Linked DNA regions of Mus musculus: all the other regions are linked to region 1. Evidence: chromatin loops called from intact Hi-C (ENCODE). Cell type or tissue: heart. All regions are shown on one strand. Links, peaks and the distances in the headings refer to the core of each region. The heading gives the core; the rest is flanking DNA.

Region 1 (8,424 bases), core at 275-8,274:
TACTAGGTTCATAAGAGAACCATTAATGAAATGCTAGTCGTTTGCGAAAAAATAGTTAGTTGCTTAACTTGCAAAACATGAAGAAGATGTAATGGCAGTGGTGGTATTTGAACATTCAGAGTTGATGCTGAAAGAGGATGAATTGATGTCTGGAAGAACAGCCACAAAAACGACAGTAAAGTATCATGCTGGGGCTGCAGACTCCTGTATTGAGTGGTTCAGTGCAGGGAGATTCAGTAAGAAGGTAAAAGAACAGATAGTGGTAATGTTTCCAGGGTGGATAATTATGGAGATTGTGATAGGAGTTTAAGAAGAAATTGGTTTTTCAGAAAAAGGAATTGATTTTAATAAATATTTTGAAGAGAAAGTTCAAAGGATAAATATTCAAAGCCTGAGTATGAAGAGTAAAAAAAATATCTGTATAGTCCCTTGGAATTGCCTCACCTAACGGAAACGTTCCCGTTCAATTTGGCAGACTAGACACAGTATATTTACTTATGCTTTCTTGAAAGCCATTAAAGTGACTACAGAACACTAACTAGTCGAGTAACAGAGGACGAGGGCACTTCTGTCAGCACATATGTAACTGACATAACCGGACAGAGAAAGCCAAAAGTACCTGGGTTGATTTGAACAAGCTGGCAATCTGCTACAATGCTCTGCACCTTTGAAAGGTGGAGTTTGAGGATGGGGGAAGGGCGTTTCCATGGAATGGTGGACTCTTGCTTCTATCCTGCCTCATCTGTGTTCTAAGTGAAAAGAGATCTTATGAAAGGAGCTTCAGCAACAAGGCTGTGGACTCTGGCTGAGGGAGCAGCCACTGCTGAAAGTGAGAGATGACTGAGAGACTTCCTTCTGAGGAAATTCAGTAGCTCACAAGAAATGAAAAGCCTCACCAAGATAAAATAACCATGTCCTTACTCAGTAGCAAAGCCCAAGTAAATACCACCCTCCCCTCTGCTTCAGGCTAGCCTTTCAGCACCTTATGTTTAAGCATTGGCCTGTGCATTAGCTTGGGAGTGTTTGATACTATGAGATCTGTGTATATGTGTGTGCTGTGAGATTAAGAGGATAGTTCACCCAGCTTGATTACTTAGGCCTGAGAGAAGTTCTTTAAGGTTAAAGTCTGGAGTGCTCATACGTAAGCAGGTAGTAATGTCACCCTGCTGGGTTCCTCAAATTGCAAGACAGAGCTTTACATTCCTAGCTCTAGGAATTGTCTGTCTGTGTGTTTTAGTAAAATGGTAGCTGATAAAAAGTCTCACAAGCTGAACAAATCTAGGAGCCTACACTGCCGGGAGCAGCTCTCCAGCACCAGCCCACACATTGTTCACGAATTTATCTTCTTTGAATTCTACAATTTCAGGCCTTTGTATTACCTCCTAGCATCAACTAATTCTTCTTAAAAACCATGGAAGTGTTTTCTACCTGCCTTTAGCCCTACAACTCTCCCTGCACAGCTCTCACAGACTGAGCTCATTTGCCATGTGTTGGAATCTGATAGAAAGAGCAGGCATGTGGAGGTTACCTCACAGCCAGATTTTCTCAGTTCATATGCACCAGGCATCTAGGAGCTAAGGGAAATCAGGAGTTAGTGGGAAACGGTCTTCTTATTAAATTTATTATTAAAGGAAGCAAGACAGCAAAAAAATCTGAGTGAATTTGCTGCATTGTGTCTGCTACTCCTGATAATAAAGTCTCTGGGGCAGCAATTGTGTCTGTAAGTCTCCATGTCTGAAAGTCAGTCTTACATTATTTGAATCTCAAGTATTTTAAAATAAACTCATTGCTTCTACTTCCTTGCTCTTGAATTAGCTTTGCTCTCTAGGTTTGTCTTTAGATCTAAATCATCAAAGTAGAAGAAAGATACACTGTTCATACACTCTATCCAGCAAGCGCTTGCTGTTAAGTGCTTGACCTGTGTTGGCTGTTTGCATATGTCAGTATGTATCAGTAAGTACCTTGGGGAATAATCCTGTAAGAGTTTACATCCAAAAGTTCTCTGCATTCTCCCTAACTTAATAGTTGCTGTTTCCATGCCATGGGTATCATCTGTATTCCCCATCATTTGCTTTCTACCCCTGCTTTGTCTTCTTTGCAACATCACTTCCTAATGCAGAAGTGTGTTATATGTGAAGTAGGAGTTCAATGTTTGCATCTAGGATCACTTAAATAAGTTTTAGTTATATGATTTTATTATTTCCAATTACACTTTTAAGACATTTTTGACTGTTTGATGTCAAGTTTTAAGTTGTTCCATAACCGTTCTTTTTCTCTTCTGTCTTTTAACAGCATTTTTATTTGGTTGGGTTTGGTTTTTGAAGACAGAGTTTCTCCATATAACAGCTTTGGCTGTCCTGGAACTCCCTTTGTAGCCTAGGCAGTCCAGGTCGCCTCAAAGTCACGACGATCTGCCTACCTCTGTCTCCTGAGTGTGTCACCACTACCCAGCATAACATAATTTTCTTAAACATTACCAAAGTAGAATATAAACTCCCTGGAATAGATTCAGGGGTGTGTGCGTGTGTGTGTGTGTGTGTGTGTGTGTATTGTTTATTGTTTTATCTTTATAAACTGAGGTTTATATATACAAGTTTTAATATTTAATATATGCCAGATGAAGAGTTGAATCCCTTGACTCCCATGGGGACAGGTGACAACAGCAGCAGTCTTTTTTTTTTTTAAATTTTTTTAGATATTTTCTTCATTTACATTTCAAATGCTATCCCGAAAGTCCCCTATACCCTCCCCCTGCCCTGCTCCCCTACCCACCCACTCCCACTTCTTGGCCCTGGCGTTTCCCTGTACTGGGCATATGAAGTTTGCAAGACCAAGGGGCCTCTCTTCCCAATGATGGCCGACTAGGCCATCTTCTGCTACATTTGCAGCTAGAGACACGAGCTCTGGGGGTACTGGTTAGTTCATATTGTTGTTCCACCTACAGGGTTGCAGACCCCTTCAGCTCCTTGGGTACTTTCTCTAGCTCCTCCATTGGGGGCCCTGTGTTCCATCCAATAGATGACTGTGAGCATCCACTTCTGTATTTGCCAGGCACTGGCATAGCCTCAAAAGAGACAGCTATATCAGGGTCCTTTCAGCAAAATCTTGCTGGCATATGCAATAGTGTCTGTGTTTGGTGGCTGATTATGGGATGGATCCCTGGGTGGGGTAGTCTCTGGATGGTCCATACTTTTGTCTCAGCTCCAAACTTTGTCTCTGTAACTCCTTCCATGGGTATTTTGTTCCCCATTCTAAGGAGGGACGAAGTATCCACACTTTGGTCTTCCTTCTTCTTTAGTTTCATGTGGTTTGCAAATTATATCTTGGGTAATCTAACTTTCTGGGCTAATATCCACTTATCAGTGAGTGCATATCATGTGAGTTCTTTTGTAATTGAGTTACCTCACTCAGGATGAGACCCTCCAGGTCCATCCATTTGCCTAATAATCTCATAAATTCATTATTTTTAATAGCTGAGTAGTACTCCATTGTGTAAATGTACCACATTTTCTGTATCCATTCCGATAAAAACTGCATGGTGCTGGTACAGCGACAGACAGGTAGATCAATGAAATAGAATTGAAGACCCAGAAATGAATCCACATAGTTATGGTCACTTGATCTTTGACAAAGGAGCTAAAACCATCCAGTGGGAAAAAAACAGAATTTTTAACAAATGGTGCTGGCTTAACTGGCGGTTATCATGTAGAAGAATGTGAATTGATCCATTCTTATCTCCTTGTACAAAGCTCAAGTCTAAGTGAATCAAGGAACTCCACATAAAACTAGAGACTCTGAAACTTATAGAGGAGAAAGTGGGGGAAAGCCTTGAAGATATGGGTACAGGGGAAAAATTCCTGAACAGAACTGCAATGGCTTGTGCTGTAAGATCTAGAATTGACAAATGGGACCTCATAAAATTGCAAAGCTTCTGTAAGGGAAAAGACACAGTCAATAAGACAAAAAGGCCACCAACAGATTGGGAAAGGATTTTTACCAATCCTAAATCCAATAGGGGACTAATATCCAATATATACAAAGAACTCAAGAAGCTGGACTCCAGAAAAGCAAATATCCCCATTTAAAAATGGGGCACAGAGCTAAACAAAGAATTCTCAACTGAGGAATACCGAATGGCTGAGAAGCACCTGAAAAAAATGTTCAACATCCTTAATCACCAGGAAAATGCAAACCAAAACAACCCTGAGATTCCACCTCACAACAGTCAGAATGGCTAAGATCAAAAATTCAGGTGACAGCCGATGCTGGCGAGGATGTGGAGAAAGAGGAACACTCCTCCATTGTTGGTGGGATTGCAAGCTTGTACAAGCACTCTGGAAATCAGTCTGGCGGTTCCTCAGAAAATTGGACATAGTAATACCGGAGGATCCAGCAATAACTCTCCTGGGCATATATCCAAAAGATGTTCTAACTGGTAATAAGAACACATGCTCCACTATGTTCATAGCATCCTTATTTCTAATAGCCAAAAGCTGGAAAGAACAGCAGTCATTTTTATAAGGTCTTTAAAAGTAGAAGTGAGGTTAAGAAGACTGTAGCCCACATCTTTCCCTGGCTGTGGCTTGGGGCTAGATTCAAAGTCATTTAGTGCTAACTGTGACTATTCGTTGGGAGAGGAACTGATAAAACTAGAGCCAGGGTCAGCTGTGAAAACTTGAGGGATCAGAGCTGTGGGCTGTTTTCAGTGGAGTTGAGGGTTCAAATGAGCTGAAGAAGGACCATTGAAACAATAGAACTCTGCTTAGAAGTTACACACGCAGGACACTTACAGCAGTGGGTCTCAAGCTGGAGCATGCATCAGCACTGTCTCAAAGGATTCAACAGGGCTTCTTACTAATGGGTTCTAGAGTACACAGTGGTAGCAAGTTCACAGGCGCATCTTGTCACTGCCTGTCTTAGAGAACTGATGCCCCTGCTATGGAAAACATTTTGTGGAAGCGATTAAGACTCAAGAAACTGTGACAGCCGCTGTCACACCATGATGTCAGGTAGCAACCACTGCCTACCTGCTCTATCCATGTCACTTAGTCTCCTTGAGCCTCTATCAGAGTACTGGAACCATGAGTTTCCGTCTTCAGCCCTTCTAGCACCTGTCACAGTGCAATCCAAGGGTTAGTTACTGGCACACACTGAATTTTAATTTTAAGCAATTATAATCATTTGTTCACTTTTAAAACCATGTACTTTAAAATGCCTTGCCATTCTCTTGTGCTTCAGTAGAGGGAGCTATGACACAAATTGTACTAAGCAGCAACAACAAATTTTTTGACTTCCTATTTTTGTCAGTCTCTATTGCAGTATATTAGGTGAGTGCTTCGTTGCTGTTTTGTCAGATTTGTTAGACTGGATAATTACTACCCTGGTTAATGTCGTCGTCGTCGTGGTGTTCTGGGCAGTGATGTTTTGGCCAGTGGTGGACCACATATTCCTCAGGGGTCCCACATATTCTGCCACCTGCTGACCATCTTAGTTCATATTAGCACTCTGTAATGCTCACATGCTGAGGGAAGCTCTGACTGTGTACTCCTCCAAACCCAGCCCATTGGTACGCGACACCGAGTGCAGAGGATACAGTTCCACCTTCGTTTGCAGTCACTTATATCCATACCCAAACTGCTCTGCTTGCTGTCGCATTGCCTGCTTTAAAAACTGATTCGAAAAAAAAAAAAAAAAATAAAGATTCACATGCAAAAAAAAAAAAAAAAAAAAAAAAAACTGATTCGTTTGAATCATATGGTTTGGTATTTTAGCAGAGTGGTCCGTATACAGTTGTCAGCAGTTCCTTCCTTTCTGGTGGTGCTATTTCGTATTCTATTGGGGATGCACAGTTTGTTTATCCCTCTCCTTCTGATGGTCTACTAGATAATTTTGAAATGAGTAAAGGAAAAATGATTGCTCACCCCTTGACTATGGCAATCTGTTTACATTTAACTTCTCTCTAATTTAAAATTTTACTCATAAACTAATTTTATATAATATTCTATTATCAATCAGTTATCAAAAACTATGAATGATAGTATGTGTACTTTTTTTAAACAATGTCTGTAAATTACGAAGTGATGTGTCTTCTGCTGTTCTTACAGCCTTCACTGTTTCATAGGCTTTGCACAGGTATGTGAATTTTTTTAAGAAATTTATTCATCAGGTCTAGCTCTGCATCTTCATCGGAACTGCTCAGAATCAATTACTGGTTTTCTCTGCAGTCCCCAGTGAGCCCACTTGGTTTCCTGCGGCATTGACTCGTGTTTTGTCCTTTTCTTTTCAGATACTTGTACCTGCTGTTCTCTGGCGATGACCTTCTACCTTTAGACCACTGGGTGTTTAACACAGAGGCGCACCCTCTGCCGGTGTTGCGCTTAGCCAACAGCACTCTTTCAGGTAATCCTGCTGTCCGATGAGCACAGCCCCAGAAGGACCATTCTTACCTGTGTTTTGTTTACATGGACCACTACAGAGACTGTCTGCAGAGGAGAGGCGGCTGTGGGAAACTGGGACTCTTATGTCAGTATGCCGGATGAAACTCTTCCCTGCAAGACTTTTCACTTGTACATATATCAACTTTGAAATTATTCCATTTTATACCTGACCAAAACAAGTTCTGGTACATGTAGGACAGAGACCTGATGTGTTTTGATTCTTACTGAGATGGCCACATGAGAAACAATGTCTTATTCTATACTGTCAGTGCAAGTCAAGACCATAGAGCACCTTACAGGAGCTAGAGATGGCTTTTTGAACCAGTTATACATTTGTTTTCTCCCACAGTGGAGCAGCTCTCAAATCAAATATAACACATTGTGTAGCCCCTTTCCTCCATTTTAACAATGGAACAAACCGAATGAGCAGGAACCGAGGAACATGTAACTACATTGTAGCAAGAAGACTTGGGAAAGAAACAAACAGATACTGGCCCTGTCTGAATTTTCCAGCTCCTCATTGGATTTTTACCAGACTGGCAACCATTTCATTCCCAACCTAGGCATTGAAATCTGTTTAGATTGAGTTTTTCTCTGAGGGGCATGATCTCATGAAGAATATTTTTCAAGTCGTTGTCTCCATATAATATGCTGAACCTGGTATTTATCATAACTGCTGCTTATGAGCCGGAGTGTGGGAGTGTGCATGTAGCTCACGCTAGCATTGGGAGCATGATGGAAGGAGGGAAGGTGCCAGATTGTTGCCTTGAAATCTGTTTTAGAGAAATCCTTAATTATTCTTCTGAATCAGCAACTATATCAAGCAAACATTTTCTGCTTTAATCTCATAACACACTTAATAGAGTCATTCACCTTACAACTCCATGTGGTTCGGCAAAATTGACTCTACTGTTATGCAGCTCTGTATTTGCTAGAACAAACCTAATCGCTTTTACAACTTACTAAAGCAAAGGCAAAACATAGCAATGTCCCTTGAGTAGGGTCAGGTCCTTCACTCATTACCTCACACGTGTGATCTGTTCACAAAGAGTCTATGTTTTTAAGTTTCTCCAAGATATTATCCATCCAAAGAATTACTAGAATAGCTTCGGAATAATTTTCAGTGGCAAATGTGTGACGTAAAGAATCATACTCACTAAAATTGGCATGAACCTAAGGGACTTACAGACCTGCACTGGTTATTTTTGTTGTTGATACTGCTCTATATTTTGGCAGAAAAAAGGGTAAATTTTTATCAAGAACTATAGTTCTTATTATAATATAAGATAAATAGTAATGCTATAAATTTTCTGTCCCTTGAATTTCTGTGATAATTCAAGACACTTTCTCTCTTTTATTTCATACATACATCATCTATTGATGACAATAAATTTGAGAACGCTATAATATTTTATGAAACACTTTGCTTATGAATTCTACTGTGGATTTCTGAAAACTTATTTCCTTGGTTGGTAGCTTTTCTTTTTAGCCCCGTACTAGCTTATTACTAGCAGATTTAAACTGTGGAAAAAATATAATTGGACATGTTATAAGTTGACTGAGCATCTTCCAGTGAAAACCATTATCTGATCCTCAGATTGAGCCAGTACTCCAAAAACTTGCCACCTCAAACTTGTTCAGTATTGATAAAAGACAACATGGAGAGAGTGAGCTCTAGCACATGTCAAAACTGTATCTTTTCCTACTTGAAATTTTTAAACTGTAAATGAGAATGGTAGATGGCTATTACTTTAGAAAAAAAGATGAGGTTTTGGTTCTCAGAGAAAAAGAAAGTGAGCCTTCCTCATACAGCACAAGCCCACTCCCAAGTCAAAGGAAAGTGAGGAGCTGAAGGTGCCAAAGACCAGTGCAGCAAGCAGGGGAACCTCTGTTACACTCATGCAGTAAAGGCGCCATCTTGGTTCCCTGGGAATGCTCCAAGGAGACAAGAGTCCCCCCACCTACCCAGTGCTCTGCATTGTCCACG
Region 2 (8,424 bases), core at 63-8,062, 120 kb before region 1:
CTTTACTGGCTTGCCTCCCCTGGTTTGCTCAGCTTGCTTTCTTATAGAACCCAAGATGGGATGGCACCCAGGGATGGCACCAGCCACAATGGGTCCTCCTCACTTGATCACTAATTGAGAAAATGCCTTACAGCTGGATCTCATGGGGGCATTTCCTCAACTGAAACTCCCTTCTCTGTGATAACTCCAGCTTGTGTCAAGTTGACACCACATAAAACCAGCCAGTACACTCAGCCATGAGCCTTTATAGAAATCAATATGAGCTGCAGCATTCCAAGGTATAGAGAGGCACAATATAAACATTATCGTTCCAAAAAGGAAGGATAGCAAGACATCAAGAAACCCAGAAGGGCTAAGACCAAATCTTAACCGCTCCATTTCCAGCATCCATGGTAAGCTCTGGTGAGATCAGAATCTCTGAGGGGCTTTGTGGCCCCATCCTCAGATTCTGCCTACGGCCTGCAGAGTCTCTTAGCACAATGGTTCTCAGCCTGTGCATTGTGACCCACGGGGGGGGGGGGGGTGTCATGTGTCAGATATCCTGCATTCCAGAAATTTACATTATGATTCATAACAGAAGCAATATTACAGTTGTGAAGTAGCAATAGAAGTAATTTTATGGTTGGGGGTCACTGCAACATGAGGAACTATAGTAAAGGGTTGTAGCATTAGGAATGCTAAAAACCACTATCCTAGCAGATTCTCATTCCATATTGCAAGTACCCATGACTTCTTAGGGTCTTCCATGAGCTTTGGACATTGCCTTGTGGGGTCTGCTTGCAGAAACAGAAACTTTGGCTCTGATGTCTACTGTACATCAGTACATTCAGGCTTTGACTTCTCAGTGCAAACAAATGCTTGGGTTTTGTGTGCTTGCAGAACCAGCATTACAAGGTAGGAATCAAGGTCTGTTGAGTGTGTGAACTATATCTGAGCCTGCCTGGGCCAAGGTCGCCGAGTGCCTTGCTGGATAGTGACACGGACATGAATTCCTATGCAATTTTTTGGGCACCCTAACTCGCTGGCAGATCTGAGCACTCAAGTCGGGGCATGTGCTGACTTCCAAGTCCAGTGCTTTCATCTTGACTTCTCTCCAGGCAGCCTAACCGAGATGCATAGACTAAGATCAGGGAAAGGATAGTTAGCCAGAGGAAGGTTAGGCATGTCTGCATTTATACATCACCTAAGTGGGAAACTTGTGATTTCCCATTGAGCTAATGAGTTTTTTTTTTTTAACTATTATTTTGTGTGTGGATGTTTGCCTGCATATGTGTGTTATATATACACACACACATATATTCTTCTACACAACTGCAAGGTCACTGGTAGATTTATCCCCCAGTAGTAGTTCAACAAATTCATCTTCTATAAGGAAGCAAGCAAGCTGTACATCCTTAGGCCCAGAGTATCTACCTAGGCTTATTTGGGCTTGCTAACTTTCATGCAACTAACCTAAAAATTTCATAGCTTCGAACTACAAATTATCCCTGATCTTCGAGGAAAATGCTTTCTAGATGCAAATAGGAGTGGAAGGAGCAAGGCGGGAGCCTAGTTATTTCTCTAGGCATTCACTCTCGGAACACCTGGTAACTTCTCAGCTGACATCTTTCTTGGAAACCTTGGAAACCAGTTGAAATGCTGAAGGAACAGGTTCTGTAAGTAAATAAGAACCCAGCTTGTCTTTTTGCATTACCCCCTGCTTCTCCCCATCCCTGAGTTTTGCTTAAAATCGGGCTAGGTGATGATACTTCATCTAGGAAGCCTGGATCAAGGTCAAAACTGTTTTGTTTTGTTCTGTAAACAACGAAGAGTCAATATGAAGTTAATACACACGAGGAGCTCTGATATTGCAGTGCTTGAGTGGATCCCGGGAATGGTCCTATCAGTTTGAAACCTGGAAGGATACATTTTATTTTGTTAACATTTAATAATTCTGATCTCGTAAAATATGAATTAACTTAAATAGATTTGTAAAAGGGAAATTACTGTTTTATCTGCCACTTTGGAACCTTGTCTACATCTTTGATCAAAGCCTAACTAAGCTTTGAAAATGAAATATTCTCTTTAGGCATCTGAAATGAAATTCCTCTTTGTTGAATACTTACCCCCTACCCCCACCCCAGTTCACCTTCTCTGCTTTCTGTGGATTGCCCTCACATGGAGGGATCAGTCTGTGTTCAACCTGGTCTGACTGGATCCACCTCCTGAAATTTGACCTTCACTTTCTCAAGTACCATTCTTTATAAATTTTTAATTTAATTAATTATAAATGCAATGCAAACAGAACACATGGGGAAAATTATATATAATACCAATGTCTTAAGAGTTATAATCTTTTCTAAATATTTCCCTTTACTGTATTTATATGCATATTCTTATATACTTGTAACCATAATGAATACATTTGCAGCTTGTTTTTTAAAAAACATTCTTTTAACACCTTCTTTTTAGAAGTGAAAGAAAATGGAAAGGGGAGTCAGGGGAAGAAGACAGAGGGAGAGTTGGAGAGGTAGAGAGGGGAGGAGGCAAAAGGGGGAGGGAGCAAGAATTGGTAATGGTTTGGAGGCTAGTGTAGGAGTGTGACAAAATAGTTGGCTGTATTTGAGTATCTACAAAAATCTGTAAAATTAACACTTTAATCTCTCAGAGAAAAATAGGCAAGGACAAGAAAGAGGACAAGGCATACAGAAGACTCTTCATCAGCTATAAGTCTGGAACTTCCAATGTCACATTTGTAGAATGTTTGGTTTTGGTAAATTTTTCTTGCAGCTAACTGTAGTGTTAGCTAGGTAATAATAACTTCTCAAGGTTTATACAACTTGCTGTCTCGTTCAGAGGTTGGTGTTTTATTTCCATCTTCTCGTGGAAATGAGTGACCTCAACCGTCGGAGCACAGTGTTCCTTTTGGTTGGGCTCTCAACATTAGAGATCTATGAGACAGTCACACTGTATGAACTCCGCAGTTTCTAACATCCATTCACGTGTCTCACTCAAATCTCATTCACTTTGGATCCAGCGGTGGCCCTTGGGAACACGTTTACATCTTGTGCTGGCTTTATTTTGTAAACCAATGACTTCTTTTGTCCTGTGGTAGGAAGGTAGGGTTTGCAGAGCTTCTAGAAATGCCTAGTGGAATGTAGTTCTGAATCCTGCCAAGGGACATGAAGTTTTCCTTGATTTCTAAGGCTGACTTCCCACCCCTGCCATTTATGGGCCTCCTCTCCAATTGCCAGCTACCAGTTAGGATGTGTGCAAGGAACAGAAGGTAAATTTAAGAAAAAAAAAAAAAGCTAAATGCAAACTAGATGCAAGAATACATATGCATTGCTAAGAAGCCTATATTATACTTTATCACAACCTGGTTCTTCTCAATATTACAGATAACAGAATTGACTCAGATTGTTTCAAGCCTCAACTTCAACAATATTGTCCTTTTGGGTTTTAACACCTGCTCATTCATTCATCTTTGTTATCTTTGCGGGGGGAATGGTAGTGGTGGTGGTGAAGATGACTATAGAGTGTATATATAGTCTTGGGACTGAACCACCAGGAATCTCCTGTCTGACCTAGGTCGTCCGATTCCTCAGAAAGGAACCCAGTAGAAAGCGCAGGGCTGCCATTTTAACACGAATCCGGCACGTGGCCGGTGCCACCTCCTTCTTCAACCAGCCTCGCGTGCCCAAGAACGCGTGGAAGTTTGAGACCTTGATGTTGAACCCCGGCCCCGAGTCACTGATAACTGAGGGAGGCATCAGCCTTGGCCCCCGTAACCCGTCAGTCCCAGGAACCCCACATTCCAGCGCCACTTTCGCGATCCAAGCGCCTGGTCCTCCTCGTCCGGCCGCCGGGGCTTCCGGGGGCTCCGGGCTCTCGGCAGCGGCCAGGCCCGAGCGGCCCGGCGGGCGGGGGAGGGGCGCGGCGGCCGGGAGCGTGCGCGCGCACCTCACACTCCGCCGCCCGGGGACGCCCACTCGCGAGTCGGGGCGGCTAGCCGGGCCCGCGCCCCCCACGGCCGAGCCGCTCGGCCCAACCGGTGTCGGCCGCGCAGCCGCTCTGTTCTCCTCCGGCCTCCACAGGCCAGGGACCAGCCCAGGGCCGCGGACCCGCGCCGCAGTCAGCGCGAGCGTGCGAGCCACCCGAGGCCGGGCCCTGCCGGAGCCGCCCTGCGGCCGCGGGAGGCGCGGCTGCTCGCTCGCGCGCGACCGGCCGCCCTCCCTCCCGCCCGCCTCTCCCAGGCGGTGCGAGGAATGAGCCGGCGCCGGCCCCGGGCTGTCGGTCTGAGGGCCGCGGCCCGGCTACCTCGCACGCCGCCACCGAGGCGCAGGGGCTCGGCCGCCGCGGCTGGGCTCGGCCGAGAAGCGGGCGGCGGGGCTAGCTGAGGAGGAGGAGGAGGAGGAGGAGGAGGAGGAAGAGAAGAAGGAGGAGGAGCCGGGTGGGGGCGGCCGCTCGGCTGAGGAGGAAGTTCCGCTCCTGACAGAGCGCGCGGCGGCGCGGGCGCTGTAGTGTTCGGGACGCCGTCGCCCTCGCGGCCTCGGCTGAGGGTCGTCGCTGCTACGCCCGGCGCCGCTGCTTGGAAGCCGCGGAGGCTGCGGAGCGGTGGAGCGGAGGAGGCTCCGGAGGGGACCGAGTGGAACCGACCTACTGCAACTCGTCGTCTTCGCCGGGCGCCTCCCGGGGCGGGCAGCCGCCTCTGAGCATCGCGCCGGGGCGCGGGCATGGCAGAACCCACCTTGCAGCTTCTCTGCGGTGTGGCTCGCCCGATCCACTCTCGGGAATGAAGAGGAGACTCGCGATCATCCGGTGAGGCACCGAGAGCCAAATGGCGAGAAGATCTGACGGGACAGAAACCAACGATCGCTTGGGAGGTCACCCGGGCTTCTGGATGTAATCGGAGAGCGTGAAAGAGGTGGCCTCGTAAATAATAATAATAATAAAAAAGCACAACAATCCTTTGAGAGGAGGGAAATTGAGTTTATTCTTTTTTTTTTTTTGGCCGAGGTTTTGAGAAACGGTTCGATGTGTTGTACGTTTGATATAAGATGAGAACTTTATAAAGTATTCCGTCCAAGAGCCTAAACGATGACTACCCCAGCGCTGCTGCCCCTCTCTGGTCGTAGGATACCACCTTTGAACCTGGGGCCGCCCTCCTTCCCACATCACAGGGCTACCTTGAGACTCTCCGAGAAGTTTATCCTTCTCCTCATCCTTAGTGCCTTCATCACCCTGTGTTTTGGGGCATTCTTCTTCCTTCCAGACTCTTCAAAACACAAACGCTTTGATCTGGGCTTAGAAGATGTGTTAATTCCTCACGTAGATGCCGGCAAAGGAGCTAAAAACCCCGGCGTCTTCCTGATCCATGGACCCGACGAACACAGACACAGGTTCGTTTGTTACTTAAATTATGGTACTTCCTTTTGGGAGAGCAAGGTACAGTTCACTGCTTTCTTGTCTCTCCCCCCTCCCCCTCCTGCCCCTGTGAATGATCAGGGTGTTGAACGTTGTTGGTTCAGAGCTGCCTGGGTAGAACCATACATAGACTGGAAGGACTCCTAGGGTTCCTTGGTTTTTCCCGGCAGAACGAAGTGTTCAGTCAGACTCTTCTGCTGTGGACAGCAGGGAGCGGAGATACAGGGAGTCAGCATGCGCGTATTGAGAACGTGTTTCTGCCTTTCTGCCACCATGTGAAGTCACTGAATCTTGACAGCTTGCTAGACTTTGCTCAGCCACCAAGTCCCAATCTCTGGCTTGTGCTCTGATTTTTTTTTTTTTTTTTAAATGTTAAAAGGTGGGGTGTGTATATCCCTAACCATAATTTGGCCAGTTATTCTGAATTGAGCCCTTGGCAGGGTATAATCAAGATGAAATGAAATGGAAGCTCTGCTTCCAGCCTTTAAGTCATTTCTAGATCTTTACCTAAAAGGAGACTTTGGAGACAATTCGCTTTTTCCAAACACCTCTCTCCTCTCATAAGCTAATTCTTGAATGTGTGAAAGAGAAGTATGTATGAGACTTCACCCGAATGGTAGAACCCCTGTAGAAAATGGGTAGTGGTTTTAACCTAGTGTGAGGATTTTGAAAAAGCCTAGGTTCAAATGTGAGCCTAAGTTAAATATTTGGGACAATACACTATTGTAATGAGGGCGTTCTCACTTTGTCTGTGAAGTTAATAATTACTTGCTTGCTAGTTCATTGACTTTTGGCCTTATTGGAGTACTTCTAATAATACAGTTTCATACCATTTTTCTATACTTTGGGATATTTGATATTTTCAACTTACATACTTTAAGAGGTTTTTCTTTAAAACTTCCCTTGCTTTGTAACTGTGAAAAACCTTACTTGGTCTGGGAAATATTTGCTGAAAAAGAAACGTTGTTTTTCTGGACCTTATTTCCCATGGTATGTATATATGATGCAATGAACATTTGGGAAAAAAATGTTCAGAGCTTTTTGACAGCAGTGATGTATTAATGTCATTTAGCTATTATGATCTGCTGTCGTGTACTGATAAGTGGCTTCCTTTATATTTTATATGGGTAGAAGTTTGCAAATTTTTACTTTAAAATTGATATTAAGAGAGTTAAGAAAAGTTCTCAACTAGTTGAAGTTAAAATACATTCAAATGAAAGTGTGTTTATGTTCATTGTACTGCACAAATTCAAAAGAATCGTTTAAGTCTCATAAGTAACAGTTCTTAAACTTTATAGCCCAGGAATATACATATATTAGAGCCCAGGAATATGTGTGTATTTATTGTTACTCAGAACCCCTGGTTCCTGAGTTTGGCAGTGGGAACAGAGTTGTAATGGCCAAGGGGTGGTTATTGAGCTGCATTTTCAGCTTGGGATAGGAAGAGTCAGGGTGACGGAAAGGACACTGTGCTGTTGGATTTGCTTGCCTACCAGCTCAGAGAATCAACTCCTGTGTGGGGAGTTGAAGCAGTGAAGGAGGCAGTGCTAACGCTGGCTGTGGCAGGAACAGTTTGTGCTGCTCTTTGTTTACACTTTGTTGTTGCTTCCTCTCACCTGAAAACAGTCTGCTTGGAATAATTTTACTTTGAGCAAGGAATACGTTTAAAATGACAGAAACTAATGTGCAAATATGATCTTGATTAAAAGTAATTCAGAAAGATAGTCTTATAGAATTATTTGTAACTAAGATCATACTTATTTTGTGTGTAGTATCTTAGAAGGTAAAAATTGTGTTATGTGTGTGTGTGTTGTGTGCATGCTAGGGACAGGGTTGGGGAGCCTTGCAAATGGAGGGCATTAATTCTTGTTACTAGTGTTTAAGAGATACTCGTTGGGATAATGTTTCTTTCTGAATGCATAGTTAGTGTAGTACCTTGGTGTTTTAGTTCAGTTGTTAGTCATTTTACACTGACTAAAATTTGTGAGTTTTTTGTTTTGTTTTGTTTTTTGAGCCAGTTTTTAATCAGCTCAAATTGTTTCCTCTGTATGACAGCGACATCTACTTTATGGGCTGTACTGAATGAGATAATACGTGCGAGTCCTTGATATAGTTCACAACTTCAGCCAGTTGTCAGGGAGACTTAGGTTATTATCACTTATAATTGGAATGTTTGAATTCTGACTTTGCTTTAAGTGTTTTATGTTTCTGAAAATCTAGGTACAGTTTGATAAATATTTTAAAGAGTACACCAGAATGTTTCTATCAAAAGGAACATTTTATAATGACATTATTTTATAACTGTTATTAGTTAACAACAAATAATCTACTGTTCAGACTGCTCATGTAGAGCCTCCTGTGTGGATGGGCTAATGATTCAGGGATTCAATGATTTTGGTTTTGGTTGTTAGAAAGTTGTACTCAGAGCAACCAGAGTTTGTAGGGAGTGACTGTCCAGCATTTGGAGTGGAGGGGGAGAGAAATGAGAATAGGAAGGTTTCATTGAGGGGGAAGGGGCTCTGAAACGGTGAGAAAAAGAAAGCTAGATGAAGCAGTGATGGGAGGAGGCATGGTCAAGCAGGCTGCACAGGAGAGCCCTAGTGGGAAAAACCTGGCGTTCTTACGGGTACAGGAAATGTTCCCGTGACTGACGAGGTAGACAGTGTGGTTGTGTGGCCAGGTGCAGAGAGTAGACAGGGCAGATGTGGATTTACAATTCCTGCCTATCCCCTAGTTACAGAAGCTTGAATTAGTTCCTGGCATGCACAACGTGGGAGATTCATGTGACAGTCTAGATTTCTGGCTTTTCTTAAAAAAATTTGCGACTGGAGCAACACTCAAGTGTCTATTTTCCGATGGCTAACACTCAGTCGGAATCTGGCTCCCTCTTGACAGGCGTGCGCTCTCCATTTTATGCCACTCACTTAAGGTGTCAAGTAACACAATAAATCAATGCTCAGCCTGCCAGTGGTTAAGTTTGCATCTCTAGGCTGGACTGTTGCTAAGTATTTTGGTCTT
Region 3 (8,424 bases), core at 284-8,283, 210 kb after region 1:
TGGTGTTTGCTATCTTCTGGACTGTTCGCTTTTCAACCCAGGTGAGTCTTGTTCTGAGAACATCAGTACATGAAAACCCATATTTACAGTTGAATTACATAATCATCCTTAAAGTTTAAAATGGGCTTTCACTTGCAATATATATATTTAATGAATGGCTAAAGCACATAACCATCTCAAGCTATCAGAAATATATTTCTAGGCAACTGAAAGGTAAGAAAGCTTGTAGAGTGACAGGACTTAGTGATTACATCACACATCTCTGACGTCACGCAGCCATGACGTCACACAGACCCAATGTCACACAGCTCTGATGTCACCCAGATCTGGAGTCAGGTTCTGTAGATGGAATCCTTGTTTGCTCTCAGCAGATGTGTGACTTTGGACAACCAAGTTCATCCTATCATGAATATTCCAAAGAGTTATTAAGCACGTAACATCTTTCACTTTGAATCCACTGAACTTGGAGTAAAATATTAATGCACCTCCATAGAGCTGTTGCCAAGATTAGCTATAGAAATGCATAGAGAGTGCATACAGTAAGCACACAGTAAATGTTGCTAATATCACTCACATTAGACAGGTTATTTTAGCTTGTATGTTTCTCACTAGGGAAATGAGAATGTTGACCTCCAGAGTTTCTCTGTTGGCCACCAGCTCTCGCCCCCATGTAGAAAACTTAGAAGGGGGAGCAGAGCTATGCGGATGTCAGAGCATCACCTCTGGGGGCAGCTTTTTGGAAAGCAGCAGTGACTTTGAGGTTGATAGACATAGGAGCAGAACATTATCTTGTGATTCTGGAGGGAGAGAGGAGGAGATGTTCCAGACATACATTTTAGTCCCAGACTAGAAAATGGACAAAGATATTTTCTTAGTTACCTATAAAGGGTAGGTCTGAAGTTTAGACACTGGGCATGGCTAGGGGTGGGGCGTGTTAAGTAGCTTGCTGAACCTTCCTTTCTGCTAAAAAGATAGGGGCTGGCCTCTTTCACTGGAATTGTGTTAAATGAGTTAGCAAAGCCCTGGCCTTCACTTCCAACATCAAAGAATGCATTAGTGGTACCCAAAGGGGAAGCATTTTGGGAGGCAGTGGCTGTATTATTTCACAAGTTATGAACACAAGGGATAGCGATGCTGGGAGTATCATGTAGTATTCCAAAGAGTAGTGGTTTTCAAAAATAAAATCCCATATAGCACTGTGCTAATTCAGTAGGAAATCACAGCAGTGCTGCTGGAGGTGTGGGCTCTCTACAGCATTCTTAAACACTTACCCGCTTCTGAGCTCAATAATCTATGCAGCAAGACAAACCTTTTAGAAGACCCCTTTCCTGAATCCACAAAATTTAGTGTATGAGGATGTAGTGTAAGTATGTAGTTTCAACACAGCTACATTACTGCCAAGGTGAGAGCATGCACAGGTAGCTATTTACAACTTCTGAGAGACACCTGGCCAGATCAGAAAGGGACAGAGAAAGCTCCCTGGTGGAAGGAACTTAGTTTAGAAGTATGCATGGAGTTATCAGGTTAAAAAAATGTGGCTGTTTTCAGGAGAAAGAGAATGTATGAGTAGAACTTTAAAGTGGTGTGTGTGTTTGTGTGTGTGTGTATGTGTGTGTCTGTGTGTCTGTGTGTCTGTGTGTCTGTGTGTGCTTATACCACAAACAGAGGAAGACCTCCTTGGACAGATCACAGGAATGGATGAATCAGATGAGCTTCCCTGTCCCCCTCACTGTCTAAAAGAGCCACTCATGGGTGTACACTCAAATACATATACCTGTGTGCACATGTTTATGTGTGTGTAGGTGCATGTGTATACAGGTATGGGCATATGTGCTCATGTGTATGGAGACCTTGTGTGGCTTGTTAACATAACACTGATTGAGCCATATTCACAGCCCTTAATTTAAGACTTTTCCTAAAACTGACTTTGGATTAAGGAATGCAGGAATATCTGCTGGAGAAACAAAGTGAGGACCAGGCGATGTTGAGCCCTGTTGAAAGAGAGCCTTGAGTATGATCCTTGGTAATGAGCTTGGATGTACTCTTAGGCAGTGGATACCATAAAAGATTTCAAATTGGAGGGATGAAATGACGTAGCTTATATTCCAGATCCGTGGCACCATGTGTGATGAACCTTTAACATTTAGATCAAAGGCACATAGTGGTGATGCATGGCAGAGACATAAAAAGATGAGAGACAATCCAGAGCAGGGTGGGAGGACAGGAATGGACTTGGGTCCTTCGAGGGGTTTACTCGGATATAGGAGACAAGTGGAAGGACCCAGGGCTCATAATGAGAACATGAAGGATAGAACTGGACAGAAGAGTAGACGATGCAGGGACAGCAGATGAGGAAAGATGAGGAGATGGAGGCCTTCCACAAGAGCCAACCAAAAAAGGTGCCAAGAGGAACCTGCTGAAGAAGGAAGAATCAATCATACCAGTGGGGCTGTCATGAAAAATCAAGACAAAGTTTCAAGCAAGAAGCTGATAGCGTCTGTGGGGCTGTGAGAGTCTGTTTGATCCAGTCAGGAGGACCAGTTTGATCCAGTCTGTTTGATCCAGTTGAAGGACTATTTGAGCCCTGAGCCACATTGCAGAGAATGGAGGGGCAGAGAAGAATGTACGGGCAAGACGTAGATGGCTCTCTGCGGGTGGAGGGGCTTGACAGTGAAGGACGGTGGAGGTTTAAGGAGCAGCTGTGTTGAGTGGGGAAGCTTTTGAGAACATTGAGACACCTGAGAATCTGTTTATAGTGAGGGAAAGACATGCCAGGGAGCTGCGTGAGCTGTCTTTCAGAAGTGCTAACAGTGGCTCTCAGCCTTCCTAATGCTGTGACCCTTTAGTACAGTTAGTTCCTCATGTGTGGTGACTCCCAACCACGAAATTATTTTTGTCTCTACTTCATAGCTATAATTTTGCTATTGTTATGAGTCAGAATGTAAATATCTGTGTTTTCCAATGGTCTTAGGTGGCCTCTGTGAAAGAGTCATTTGACCCCCAAAAGGGGTCACAGTCTACAAATTGAGAACCACTATGCTGGAGGAAGGCATCTTCCTGCTGTTGGTCCCACTGAATACAATGACATCGTCAGAGATTCTTTAGTGTGCCCACGACTTACTGCTCTTCCAGGCTATGCGTGGCTGTATGTTAAGGGGGAGGTGTGGGAATCCAGACAGACCCAGAGACCACATTAACTTAACTCTGGAGCCCCTCGGGATAGACACAATTCTCAGGCCAGCAACCTGCTTTCCAAGGGTCTCTCTGGTGGACAATCCAGAAAGGCCACTTCTTACCAGTTTCTAAAATGCTATTTATTTTCAAGGTCTATTACTTTAATTCAGTTTCATTCAAAGGGGTCAAATGTCTCCTGGGTGCCTTCTGAGCCCAAACTTGCCCAATGATGGGAACACTACTCATACCCTTAGAAATGCTGTCTTTTGTAGGTGTTCAGCTTTTCGGGGATAAAAAGATAAATTGACATAATAACCAAGTTACTGCTTTCTAAAACTGTTTAGACCCCCCCATACCGCCCTGATTCTAAGCTCCTCCATTCACTTAGCTTAAGTAGCAAGTACAGGCAGTCCTGGGTTGAAAATCAAAAAACTGAGATGAAGGAAGCTTGTCTCTGCTTAAAAGAACCTTACAGGGAGACCGAGAGGGGGTGCCCATTCTCTGGAAGTCTTGATTGTCATGGTCAAGATTCGGATGGGGAGAGCAGAGAAAGTGCTGACTGACCAAACGTGTCTGAGAAATATGGGAGAGGGTGTCATCAGGGAAAGCTCCCCAAGGGACCGTTTGGAGTAGAGCTTCAAAGGGCTGTCAAACGCTGATGTTCAGTAACTGCGTGGGGACCGGGGAAACTGGCAGCTTTCTTCTAGGGCTGAACCTGAACATACCGGAAGCCAAAATACTTGCAAGCCCTTTGTGTCCTGAGAGCCTGCTGTCTTTCTGCATGCTGACACCTAGTGGCTGTGTACATTTTTCACACTTTCTTAGAATGCTCAGGCTCCTCTCTTCCCCCTCCCTGGTTGTTCCAGTTAAGGAACTAGTGGACCCCTGATGGCGGACAGGGATGCCTCCCATAGCCCACAGCCTGTGAAGCTGGGACTGGACTAGAATCTCACTCCCTGGACTCCAACATCGGATTGACTCTGATGCAGTCCCCACCACAGCCAAGCTCTCACCATTGTTACAGAAGGTCCAGTAGGTCTCACCTGAGTGTGCTGGGACATTTCATGTCCCACTTGCAAGGGTGGGGACATTTTAACATAAAAGAAACATGGAAGCTAGTGGCTTAGCCAAAGAGAAAAAAAATGGGGTATTTCCTTCTCACCCCATTCCTACTGGTCCAGCCTTCAAAGACCTATCTCACTTTTGAGTAAACATGGTTAAGAGATGCTAACAGAGTGGATGCAAATTGTTAGCTTTTGGTATTGGGAAGCCAGAATGCTATGAGAGATTGGAGGGAGAGGCCTCTAAATTCATTTCTTTCTACCTATAGCTGCTAGAAGAGTAAAATCATTATTGAGTCTCAAGGGCAGTGGGTTCTAAAAACACCTGTCAGCTGTTGCATCTCATAGAACAGTGTATTCAAATATGGTTCTTTGTTAGAGCTGAAAGTTTACATGTCAAGTGTTTCAGAAGCTCACCTGGCACTGCAAAATCTACCATGGCGTCAATGTCCTTGCTAGCAACCATCCTGGCTAATCTTCACACATCACCGTGTTATGAGTGGTCATGTTGTCTTTCTGTTATATGTTTTGTATTAACGACAATTTCAGGCTATTAGTTTGTGCCAGCAGTTAGTGAAGAATAGATCTTAAGGAGGATACAGTAAAAAACATAGGGCTAGCAAGACTAATAGAATTGATACAAACCACAGCAGCTAAGGAGTGAACAAGCTCGAGGAAAACCTCTCCATGGAACAATAGCTTGAGAGAGAGAAGGGCTAAAACACGGATTCTAATATTTGGTCTCAGTGGCCCCATCAGCTTGGGAGAGAAAAGGTCTACCATTTATCCATCCTTGAGGGAGCTCCTGACATTTCATATGTTCATGTGTAGCATACTGTCAGGGAGGCAATACTGAGACTCATAGTGTTTGTTTTTCCTGAGGTCACATATGTATTATATGACAGTGATGCTCAGTGGAACAATGAGACCTAAATTATTTCACTGGTACTTTAATTCGTTTATGTCTCCAAGGCTGGGTTGTCTCTAGCCACTCTTGTTTTTTCTTTTTTTTTTCCATGTAGTATGTGTGTGTGTGTGTGTGTGTGTGTGTGTGTGTGTGTGTGTGTGTGTGTGCACATGCGCGCGTCTGTGCATATATGTATGTGAAGGCCAGAAATCAAGCTCTTTATAGCTGTCCCCCTTATCTCCTTATTTACCAAGACAGGATATTTTACTGAATGGGAAGTACATGGATTGGCAGGCAGGGTGACTAAGGCATCTCTAGGGATCTGTCTGTCTGTCTTCATTTCCTCAGTGCCAGGGTTACAGAAGTGTGTCACCATTCCTGGCTTTTTATCTGGGTTCTGGGAATCTGAACTCAGGTCCTTATGCCCACAGGGTGAGCATGTAACCAACTGAACCTTTTTCCCACCTTCCTCTCCCTGTTATTTGTTTCTTTTTGACATCCCCTACATAAAGGCTATTAACATGAAGGAAGAATGGTTTCTGGCTGGAAGTAAAGAAAGCTTATCTAGGTAACAGTTCCTGGAGGGGCCTGGCCATGCAAGGCTGGACCTTCTTATCTTCCAAATTAAAAATTCTGGGTTGCTTCTGAATAACTCATAATTGAGGCTGGCATCCTGGCTGGTGATTCTAGGCACTCTGGGGAGTGCTAGAATTTCTTCTTGTACCCATCAAGCTGAATTTACAGCAGGGAGAAGGGAGGAGGTTGGGGGCTGCTTCTGATTAGCTTGCATCTTCTGCCAAAGTTATATGTCCTCTCTGTGGGCAATTAAGTGTTTCTCACGGACCCACCATCTGGGTTCAGCAAACTGGGGAGTGGCTCTCTCTCCACCCTACCTCACTCCAAATCCAGAGGCCAAGCAGCAAGACTCAGAATATCCAATCCTTTCTCTAGCTCCCATTTTTCCTTACTTCTCGGGATAATGGCTGCCTGCATAGCCCAGTCTGGGGCACAGTCCACTCAGTGGTCCTGCAAAGAGTCAAGAAACCACCACAATTACTTTTGCTGGAGCATGAATTGGTGACTTGAAAGACAAAAAGAACTTCAACTTCAACTTCCCCGGTCACTTCCAAGAAAGAAGTTTTCAGAGAAAAGAGTCCTGACTCACTGAGAGTTTTCAGAACAATTTATGTCTTGTCATTGTTTCTTAAATGTGTCCTCAAATTCATGTGTTGAAGGCTTAGAGCCATGGGAAGGTGGCAGGAACTTAGGAGATGAGGAAAAAGCTGGGTCACTGGGGACATACTCTTAAAGGGTAAGTGGAGATCCCAGCATGCTATTTGCTCTTCCTTTTTCCTTTCCTCCCCTATACCTGTCCCTTGTCCACCATAAAGCAAACAAACTTTGCCATCAAATGCTTCTGTCATGATATGCTACTTACACACAGACACAAACACAACTGAGTCAGACAACTATAGGCTGAAGCTATGAGCCAAAATAAGTTTCCTTGTTACAAATTGACTTTTTTCAGGCATTTTTTTGACACAACAAAAAACCTAAATATCATTGCTATTGTTGTTACCATGGTTTTTAATGTGTTAGGAGAAGGATAATGGGTGCTAACAGCATCTATCTGTAATAGTGTGAATTAACTGTCAACTTAACAGAAGTTAGAATCACCTGGGAAATGAACTTCAGGACATGTCTTGACTATCTTGACTTTATTAACTGAGGTGACAAAAAACCTGCCCACTGTGGGTGGTACCATTCCTTAGGCAGTGAATCCTAGACTGTAAAGTAGAGAATGCCAGATAAACACCAGCATGCATGCAGTCAGTGATCCTTTATTTTGAGTTTTGAAGTAATGGCTACTTCAAGCTCCTGATGCCTTGACTTATCCAGCATGAGCAGTCACCTGGAATCATGAGCTAAAATAAACCCTTTCTTGTTTGTTGCTTTTGTCAGTATATCTTATCAGAACAACAGGAAAGGAAAGATTAAAACTTAGTTGGGAAAGAGATGTCTGACTTATCCATTCCACTGTTTCAGGCATCATGTTCCTCATCTATAGCCCTTAGGTCCATTCAGCAGAAAATATTTGTTGTGTTATATACTGTGTTCCAGGGCCTGTGTTAAGCAAACCGAGTCTGGCCCAGCTCTTGGCCAGAGACAAGGAGCCTGTCCAGACTTATAAAAAGGGTGCTAGGAAAACAAGGTGAATGTGTACCTAAGAACCTCTGGGCCTTCACTTATGGTGCAGGGGAGTTTTCAGGCTCAGAGAGGAGAAAGAAGCTTAGGAAGACAAAACAATAACAACTGTCTAAACTTTTGTATTGTACAGTGCTTCCTCTTAAATAACCTCGTTCTGTCTTCAAAACAATGCTGGAAATTAGAGAAGTAAGCCAGGAATGAAGGTACACACCCCAAATCCCAGTATTCCAGAGGACGATGCTGGAGGATTAACAGTTTGGGACTGGCCTGACCTATGTCACTCTATGTCATATATATATATATATGACACAGCAGACTTATATACAGCACTATACTGTTAACCATAGCTACCAGAACTTGCACATCTTACATAAAAAAGCCTATGATTTTTCAATAACATCTCAATTTCTCAATCCCAGGTCCCAATAAGCAACACTCTCTTCCATGCTCCTGAGTGGGTGGTGTTACCCACCCACAAACACGTAGCATAAATTGATATCATATTGTGACTAATCTGAATAACACATAGCATAAGTTGATACATATCTTGACTAGTCTAAATAATGTTGCAATGAACATGAGTGGGGAGATGTCCTCTAGGAATACTGATCTCTTTCTTATGAATATATACCTACAAATTAGATTGCTAGATTATAGGACATCTCTAAGATTCCACACAGAAATGAAGTGATGTGGTATCTGTCTTCTTGTACCCAATTTATTTCATTTAACACAATGGCCTGGTTCATCCATTTTACCACAAGTGGTAAGACTTCTTTCTCATTCAAGCTGAATGATGCTTATGTCATTCTGTCTGCGTTTGGTGCATTTGTATATCCATGTATGTGTCTGTATGTATTTGCAATATTTTAATTGATTTACCTACCAACAAACACGAAGCATAGGCTGTTACCATATCTTGACTAATCTGAATAATGCTGCAATGAATGTCTTCCTGAAGTGCTGATCTCTTTATTTTGAATATATGCCCACACATTAGATTAATAAATTATGCAAAAGCTCTATGTTTTTTAAGTCTTTGAAGATCTCATAGCAGCTGTACTAATTACAACA

What was found. A loop is a pair of places that touch in the nucleus more often than their neighbours do. Peaks named below come from ENCODE experiments on the same cell type or tissue, not always from the same donor. Only the 100,000 strongest peaks of a DNase experiment are listed, where the experiment ranks them.
Region 2: a loop joins it to region 1, with 2.2 times the contacts of the local background. A loop is called at or near these places in 10 of 42 quality-filtered maps.
Region 3: a loop joins it to region 1, with 6 times the contacts of the local background. A loop is called at or near these places in 24 of 42 quality-filtered maps.

What each region holds. Positions count from the first base shown.
Region 1 is chr3:100,565,605-100,574,028 of GRCm38, reverse strand. Man1a2 (mannosidase, alpha, class 1A, member 2) reads left to right here. Exons shown (of 13, transcript NM_010763.2): 13 at 6,287-8,424. The coding sequence ends at 6,419. Among named protein-coding and RNA genes, the nearest start is that of Gm40106, 28 kb to the right of the region's middle. In heart, for the core only: a CTCF peak has its summit at 5,232 (motif pointing right); no DNase peak of the experiment used is centred there.
Region 2 is chr3:100,681,518-100,689,941 of GRCm38, reverse strand. It overlaps Man1a2 (mannosidase, alpha, class 1A, member 2), which reads left to right and starts at 4,469. Exons shown (of 13, transcript NM_010763.2): 1 at 4,469-5,381. The coding sequence starts at 5,080. In heart, for the core only: no CTCF peak of the experiment used is centred there; DNase peaks (open chromatin) are centred at 3,941 and 4,441; H3K4me3 peaks cover 4,782 bases; H3K27ac peaks cover 3,320 bases.
Region 3 is chr3:100,354,709-100,363,132 of GRCm38, reverse strand. No RefSeq gene overlaps it. Among named protein-coding and RNA genes, the nearest start is that of Gm25802, 56 kb to the right of the region's middle. In heart, for the core only: a CTCF peak has its summit at 3,966 (motif pointing left); no DNase peak of the experiment used is centred there; H3K4me3 peaks cover 359 bases; H3K27ac peaks cover 402 bases.